Linked DNA regions of Homo sapiens: region 1 is linked to region 2. Evidence: chromatin loops called from intact Hi-C (ENCODE). Cell type or tissue: HepG2. All regions are shown on one strand. Each heading gives the region's core, and the rest is flanking DNA. Links, peaks and the distances in the headings are about the cores only.

Evidence for each region. A loop is a pair of places that touch in the nucleus more often than their neighbours do. Peaks named below come from ENCODE experiments on the same cell type or tissue, not always from the same donor. Only the 100,000 strongest peaks of a DNase experiment are listed, where the experiment ranks them.
Region 1: it touches region 2 in a loop (20-fold over the local background); 4 of 110 quality-filtered maps call a loop at or near these places.

Annotation. Positions count from the first base shown.
Region 1 is chr16:78,768,710-78,773,102 of GRCh38, reverse strand. All of the region lies in intron 8 of WWOX (WW domain containing oxidoreductase), which reads right to left. Among named protein-coding and RNA genes, the nearest start is that of WWOX-AS2, 270 kb to the right of the region's middle. RefSeq lists an enhancer at 4,294-4,373. In HepG2, for the core only: a CTCF peak has its summit at 2,355 (motif pointing right); a DNase peak (open chromatin) is centred at 2,382.
Region 2 is chr16:78,226,017-78,230,409 of GRCh38, reverse strand. The region is part of intron 5 of WWOX (WW domain containing oxidoreductase); the gene reads right to left. Among named protein-coding and RNA genes, the nearest start is that of WWOX-AS1, 14 kb to the left of the region's middle. In HepG2, for the core only: a CTCF peak has its summit at 2,422 (motif pointing left); a DNase peak (open chromatin) is centred at 2,409.

The sequences.
Region 1 (4,393 bases), core at 72-4,071, 540 kb before region 2:
GCCACTGAGCAAGTTACCTAATTTCTTTTTGTTTGTTTGTTTGTTTCTTTTGTTTGTTTGTTTTGCTTTGGAGACAAGGTCTGCAAAACAGACCTTGATGCCCAGGCTGGAGCACAGCGGCATGATGACAGCTTTCTGCAGCCTCAGCCTCCTGGGCCCAAGCAATCCTCCCACCTCCACCTCCTGAGTAATTGGGACTACAGCCATGTACCACTGCACCCCATTATTTTTTTGATTTTTACTTTAAGTAGATACAAGTTCACGCTATGTTGTCCAGGCTGGTCTCAAACTTCTGAGCTCAAGCAATCCTCCTGCCTAAGCCCCACAAAGCGCTGAGATTACAGGTGTGAGCCACCGCGCCTAGCCAACTTACCTAGGTTCTTTGAGCCTCTGTTCCCCTCCTGTGGAATGAGCTAAACATATGCCTATGCCCCAGTGGCTTGAAGCCTGGAATTAGCTAGTAGTAGCCATGCTGGTAATAACAATCACCACTTTTTTATTTGTTTGTTTAATCTCTTCCAAAGTATTTGTTACCTACAAAAGGGAAGATAATAACTTCACACTGCAGAACCCAGAAGTCATCACATTAACCAAATGATCAAGATTAACATTTCCAAGAAGAATTACACGTCTACTGGAATCAACCTAAATGTCCACAAATGACAGATTGGATTAAAAAAAAAGTAGTGAATATACACCATGGAATACTATGCAGCCATATAAAAGAATGCGATCATGTCTTCTGCGAGAACACGGACGGGGCTAGAAGCCATTATCCTCAGCAAACTAATGCAGGAAGAGAAAATCAAATACTGCATGGCCTCACTTACAAGTGGAAGCTAAATGATGAAAACTCAAGGACACAAAGAAAGAACAACAGACACTGGGGCCTGCCTGAGGGTAGAGGGAGAGAGGAAGGAGAGGATCAGAAAAATAACTATTGGATACAAGGCTTATTACCTGGGTGATGAAATAATCTGTTCAACAAACCTTTGTGACATGAAGTTACCTATATAACAAACCTGCACATGTACCCCTGAACCCAAAATAAAAGTTAAAAAAAGAATTACAGGTCCAATTAACATTTCCAGTAAGAACACACATATACACTAATAATCCCTTGGTAAAATACACTGAGAGGGAAGTATCATTTTTGTACTATTCTTTTCAAAAAAATGGTTTTTATTGTAGTACAATGTATGTAACACAAAATTTGTCATTTTAACTTTTTTTTTGTGAGAGAGCTAGACTGAACTCGTTAAAGCTCACCTTTGCTGTGATCCAACTCTTATTTATTTATTTATTTATTTATTTATTTATTTATTTATTGTGAGACAGAGTCTTACTCTGTTGCCCAAGCTGAAGTGCAGTGGCACAATCTTGGCTCACTGCAACCTCCACCTCCTAGGCTCAAGCAATTCTCCTGCTTCAGCCTTCCAAATAGCTGGGATTACAGACACCCACCACAATGCCCGCCCAATTTTTGTATTTCTAGTAGAAACGGGGTTTCACCATGCTGGCCAGGCTGGTCTCGAACTCCTGACCTCAAGTGATCCGCCCATCTCAGCCTCCCAAAGTGCTGGGATTACAGGCGTGAGCCACCGCACCCAGCGCATTTTAAGCATTTTTAAGGATACAATTCCGTGGCATTAATTACACTCATGATGTTGAACAACCATCACTTCTATCTCCAAAACTCTTTCATCACCTCAAACAGTAATAACCACCTTTGAACATATATTTAGGTTGGGCATGCATGTTCTTCAACCTCAACAGAAGCTGGGGGTTGGATCACTGTGATAGCTTCCTAACTGGATACCCTGTTTCAGTCTTCACCACCTATCCCTTACCAATCCACTCAACACAGCAGCCAGAGCGATCTTTTCAAAGAGTAAGTCAGTTCCGGTCAGTTCTGTGTTCAAGACTATCCAAATGGATCTCCATCCCTTAAAATGCGTGCTCTGGCCAAATGCTAATTCTCTTCCCTTCATCCACACCTGCTGTGTTGCAGCTGGCTTACTTGCATGCCATGCCGGCTGACCTGAGGGCCTTTGCACGTGCGGTTCCTTCTGCCTAGAATGTTCTGCCTCCAGCAATCCCTTCCTTCATGTCTCTGCTCCAAATGTCACCTTTTTAGAGAGGTCTTCCTTGTACAGTCTCTATCAAACAGCACACATAATAATTCTTACGCTCCTCGCTCTGCCTATTTTCCCATAGCACTGATTAGCATCGGTGCCAACCGTCCACAGATGACGTCTCAGTACCAGGCACATTTAGCATTGCTCGGCTTGGGAGGAAAGAAGAGTTTCCCCTTTGCCAGCGGACGCCATGTCCAGCTTCGCCAGTAGAGGGCGCTGCAGGGACACTGGCGCAGACGGGTTCTGGTGCGAAGCTCCCATAGGGGCATCTCCCTGTGGGCGGTTCACTTCGGGGAGGGGGGGAGGGGGCGGGAGTTTCCCGGCACTCCACCCCTGCAGGCTGATTTCCAGAGACTTCCTTGGTAGGCACCTCCCACAGACGTCCTTCCCTGGCACCACAGAGAGCGGTTTCCCAGTGAGTCCCACCTTTATGGGGGCTTCAGTGAGAACCTTTCTGCCATCCAATGGGCCATGGCCCAGTCCAGATCCCAGTCCTGGCCCGTGGGGACCCCAGATTTGCTCTTTCCTGGGTGTACTGCCCCATCCCCCATTGGTACTGGCTGCTCCCAAATCTGTATTCTTGGATTCTTTAGAGTTAAATTTTTTTTTTGTTTGAGACAGAGTCTCACTCTATGGCCCAGGCTGGAGTACAGTGGTGCAATCTAAGCTCACTGCAACCGCTGGCTCCCGGATTCAAGTGATTCTCCTGCCTCAGCCTCCCAAGTAGCTGGAACTACAGGAGCACACCACCAACCCCGACTCACTTTTGTATTTTTAGTAGAGACGGGGTTTCACCATGTTGGCCAGGCTGGTCTCGAACTCCTGACCTCAGTGATTGGCCCACCTCGTATTCCCAAAGTGCTGGGATTACATGCATGACCCACCATGCCCGACCTACTCTTTTTTATTTTATTTTACTTAAAGACACGGTCTCACTCTGTCACCCAGGCTGTAGTACAGAGGTGAGATCATAGCTCACAGCAGCCTCAACCTCTTGAGCTCAAGCGATCCTCCTGCTTCAGCCTGCCAAGTAGCTGGGACCCCCACATGCTCCACCACACACGCCCAACTACTTTTTATTTATTTTTATTTTTATTTTTTTATTTTATTTTTTATTTTTTGTAGAGACAGGACCTCCCTATGTTGTCCACACTGATCTCGAACTCCTGGACTCAGGCGATCCTTCCACCTTGGCCTTCCAAAGTGCTGGGATTACAGACAGGCATGAGTCACTGTGCTCGGCCTGATTCTCTTTACCCTTTAGTAGCCAAAACCCTGTTGTAGCTAATAATTCTTAATATTAAATCTTCCCTGTTAAAATTATGATATAGTTTCTGTCTCCTAACTGGATCCTGACTGATGGAGTAACAGACATGGTAAAAATAAATAAATAAATAAATAAATAAATAAATAAATAAATAAATAAATAAATAATGTGGGGGGTGGGTGGGAGGGATTACATTTGTTAATTACCCATTTTATCTCCATCTGTCACAGAATGCAAGCAAGGACTTTGCTTTGTTTACCACGATGTCCCCAATGGCTACAACATGTGCTTGACAGGTTACAAGCACTGGATAGGAAGGAAGGAGGGGAAGAGAGGGGGCGGAGCAAGAGACATTGTGAAAAAGAGAAAGGATGGAGGGAGGCAGGATGGATGGATGGATGGACAGACGGATGGACGATGGTGACTCCCCCCAACTCCCAGGTGGCATTACACGGGCTGTAACAGCGCCTGGTATATAGTAAGCACTCATGAAATAGTCATATATGAATCTCTTTGCAGCCCTTACATAATTTCCATTTAACCTTTCCATCCTTCCACCAATTATTTGGAATACCAAAATACCTCACTATCAAATGCCAGAGCCTTATAAAGATGGCCTTGTGGCCCCTGCGCCTACCCAACCCCAACAACTCTCTTGAAGAAAAATAACAACAAATTGACCAGAGACTGAAAAAGGAAAGCATCTTTGAACCACACCTTCTGGTGCTTGGTTTTATTCTGATGCTCAAAACAGAATGGAAACCGTCCTCCTCCCCTACACCATGGCGCAGCGTCAGCTTCCTGCTTACAAACAACGGCATTGGCGGGTCATGCTCTCCTTTCTCTTTGACTGGAAAGCCCTTCAGGGTCAGTACCTCATTTCTGGTGTGAATATTCACTTTCTCGTTCCACAAAAAGACCCACCAGCAAGCTGTGAAATGAGCATTTCACAAAAGCATAAAACACGCCGATAATTAAAACGCTGGGC
Region 2 (4,393 bases), core at 252-4,251:
GGATGCAACAGTCAAATGCTTGTGTACATCATGTTACCTGTCCATTTCCATCAGAGACATCATGGACACAGCTGAAATACTAGGCCTGGCCTTTTGTAAGTTCATTAGAGCATCACAAACATAACTGCAGCTATTCTCACTGTTTGTGACTCTGTGATTCAAATGTTTTCACAAACCTTCCCTGGCACTGCGTATTAGATGGATTGAAAGATGCTGAAACGTAAGGCCGGGCACGGGCACGGTAGCTCACGCCTGTAATCCCAACACTTTGGGAGGCCGAGGTGGGAGGATTGCTAGAGCCCAGGAGATCGAGACCAGCCTAGGCAACATGGTAAAACCCCATCTCCACAAAAAATATAAAAATTAGCTGGGTGTGGTGGCATGCACCTGTAGTCCCAGCTACTAGGGAGGCTGTTGCAGAAGGATCGCTTGAGCCCCAGAGGTCGAGGCTGCAGTGAGCCATGGTCATGCCACTGCACTCCAGCCTGGGTGACAGAGTGAGATCCTGTTTAGAAAAAAAAAGAAAGAAAGATGTTGAACTATACACAAGAAATGAAAAGAAATAGCTGAGATATGGCTCTTGGGGAGAAAGAACAAAGCATCAACTAATAGAATTCAGAAAGAAAAGGAGGTACTCATCAAGGCACTCTGCTAAGGTTTGACTAATGGGATTCCACATGGTCTGCATGTTTATGGCTTAAATGAGCTACCAACACTGAAACTGTCCACTTAATTAGCCCCCAAAACAAGAAGTACAGACTGTGAGTCTGAGACCTACAGAGACTCCAAAAACAGAAACTACCATCGCCTCAAGCTAATCACTCTAAGTCCTAGAAATACATCTGAGGTTGCAAACAGTCCATTTCATTCATTATTTTATATATATATATATATCTCTATATAGATATAGATAAATATATATACAGATATACATATAGAGAGAGATAAAACAGAAAAAATCTAAATGTCTAAAGGACCAGATATAAGTTAATCATAAAACGATGACAACAAAAACAAAGGCTTCTTGAGTTAAAAAGAATGGAAAATATTTAACTAGAGTTAAAAAGAAAAGCAATTTGATCAAGAGTCAGGAATTGTAGGTTCTAGTCCTGGCTCTTTTTATTCTTTTTATTTATTCCTGTTTTTTTTTTCATTTCTTGTATATACTTCAAAAAGGCAAAATATTTATAAAGTCCTTCTGAGTATGAACACTATGATTCGTAACCTCATCTTTGCAATGGAAAATTCACTAGTATATTAAATTCAACCAATGGGAGAGGTTAGGTAGATGTATGATCACATGCTGGAAGAAGCTACAGAGAGGGTTATACAAACGGGACATGCTGGTATTATGAGGTCAAATAACAAGTATCTTAGCACAAACCAGCCCTGGCATAATTCAGGATAACAAACAACACAAGGTGCAAAAATAGAAGTAAGTACACATCAAGTGGACATGGAGCTTCCTGTTAGATTTGACCTTCCGCATAATCACCACAAAGGATTTAAAACAATTAAGTTGAAGTTTACGGACACTTGGCACAAAAAGCCACGAGAGCCTCACCCAGGTAGAGTATTTCCACACCTCCAGGAAGGAGAGAGTGGTAAATGAAGGGTCTTCCAGCAGACTCTGAAATGAAGAAGGATGAAACTTCAATGACATATCTGTCAACTAATGATGTTCACCAGAAAGTTTCAATTTTAAAAGTTCTACAAGGTGAATTTTTAAGTCATCTGAAATGTTTCAGTGAAGAGAATATGATTCCTAGGCCAGATACAGTGGCTCACACCTGTAATCCCAGCACTTTGGGAGGCCAAGGTGGGAGGATCGCTTGAGCCCGGGAGTTTGAGACCTGCCTGGGCAATGTGGTGAAACCCTGTCTCTACAAAAAATACAAAAGTTAGTTGGGCATGGTGGCAAGCACCTGTGGTCCCAGCTGCTCAGGAGGCTGAGGTGGGAGGATCTCTTGAACCCAGGAGGTCAAGGCTGCAGTGAGCTGAGATCACACCACTGCATTCCAGCCTGGGTAACAGAGTGAGACCATCTCCAAAAAAAAAAAAAAAAAAAAAGAGAGAATATGATTCCTATTGACTCATGTAAATGTCTACTGAGGAGAAAAATTGTTTATGCAGCTGATGCCATCTCCCCCTGGGTGCCTGCCTTCCCATCCAGTGAAGAAACGATTTCAGGGGTAAGAGAACACCCTGGACTCTGGGAAAATCTTCTTGTGTCCTGTTGCCTGCCTTCTCTCTCTATGCAAAGGCTGGAAGAGATGGGCCCCAGGGGAGGAAAGAGACATCAAGGCATTTGTGACAAAGCCAACCAGCTTCCTCTCCCCATAGCCCTGGGCAGGTGCTGTTTGATGACCATAACTCTATTTGCCAGAGAGAGGGTCCATAGACCATGTTGGTGTGGTGCCCTGGTGACATCTTGTGGTGAAATGGAATATAAATAAGCCTAAAATTCTACCCATGGCTGCACTGGGGTTCAATAGAACCAGATCTCCCGGTATGTTTCTTTTTGTTTGTTTTTTGAGACAGAGTTTCGCTCTGTCACCCAGGCTGGAGTGCACTGACACGACTCGACTCACTGCAACCTCCGCCTCCCGAGTTCAAGCGATTCTCCTGCCTCAGCCTCCCAAGTAGCTGGGATTACAGGTTTGCGCCACCGCACCTGGCTAATTTTTGTATTTTTAGTAGAGACAGGGTTTCACCATGTTAGCCAGGCTGGTCTCAAACTCCAGGCCTCAAGTGATCCACCCGCCTAGGCCTCCCAAAGTGCTGGGATTACAGGTGTGAGCCACCGCATCCGGCCCTTGTATGTTTCTACCTGAACAACTTCTCCTGCGGTCCTTCAAAGGGTGGATACTGAAGTCCAGTGGACACATACATTTAACCACAAATCGAAACAAATGCTTCCCAGTATACAGTATGCAAGAAAAGAGCAGCATTGATTGGAAGAATGAGAGATATTTTCAGAGATGAAAACATTCTTTATTCCCTCGGTCCCCATGTGTTCCAATGGAAAGGAACTACATCCTATGGGCGGAGAGTCTCAGGTAACACATGATTACCTCCCAAGACTCCTTAAATAAAGCCTTGGCTCAGAAGATAAAACTCCATTAAATTTATGTGAAAAGTCATTCTTATTCAACTACGAATTCCTTAACCTTAAAGCGTACAATTCGCAAGAGGTAAACTTAGGGTGTTTGTCTACCTGGGGATAAAAAAGAGTAATGAACAGGAAAGAGATTCCAACAGATAAAATGATTTCGTGGTAATATTGCGAGCCCGCGTGGCTGTGATTGCAAGCACAGATGAAGAGATTAGAGCAGTGAGGATCAGAACGGGAAGCTGAACCACTGGCATTGTGAACTAAAGAAGTAAAAGAGAAGCACATGCCAATGGTAACAGAAATCCCTCTTGTTTTTTTGCTTATTTTTTCACATGCCTGCTGTGTCAAAAGAAACACCTCTTTGTGTCCAAAGTAATTTCTTTTTCAACTTTGAAAGGCAAGGGGTGCATTTACTGGAAGCGCTATGAATCTATCTGGATGAAATCCTTAGGCTGGGAGCAGCCCTCAGCAGGTAGGGAAGGCTGGGGGAAACGTACTTCCTGCGTACGACACACTTATCATGCACCTGTAATAGTGTGCCCATCAGCAGGAACCACAGCATAGCCATGCCGGCGTCTATTACCTATCCAGTGTGACAATAAATGAGGCCAGGTGCACACCTCTGTTACCTATTATTCTCCACAAGAATGGCAGCAAAGCAGTGAGACCTGAGCTATACAAGAAAATAATACAGGAAGAAAGAAATAAAGGAAGAAAGGAAGAAGAAGGAAAGGAAAAGAAAAGAAAAGGAGAGGAGGAGGAGGAGAAGGAGAGAAGGAAGGAAGGAAGGGAGGGAGGGAGGGAGGGAGGGAAGACAGGACAGGACAGGACAGGACAGGACAAGAAAGGAAAGGAAAGAAGGGTCTTCTTTCTAATATTTTCTAGGCAGCATCAGAAAAAAAAAATCATTAAAGTTTTTCTGCCAGAGTATACATCCCTGAAAATGCTGAGATTTAATACACAGGATCTGAGCTGTAAGATTAATGGAGATTCAAAATGTTAGGTACCCTTTTCCTTGATGGCTGGGAGGCATCAGGCTTGGTGCAATCTGCAAGCTGAATTTAACCTAAACTCAAACTGGAGAGGGCAGAATTAGAGCAAGTTACCCCAAAGGGCTCAGCTTTGAGGGCTTAAGGCTATTCATCTCTAGCGGTTCATTCCACTCATTTCTCGAGGATACTCAGATGTTGCTGAAGAATAAACAACTGAACAGTATATGCTTTCATTCACCAAGTGAGCCAACATGCCAAGTTTTCGTTGTTTTGTTTTGTTTTTTTA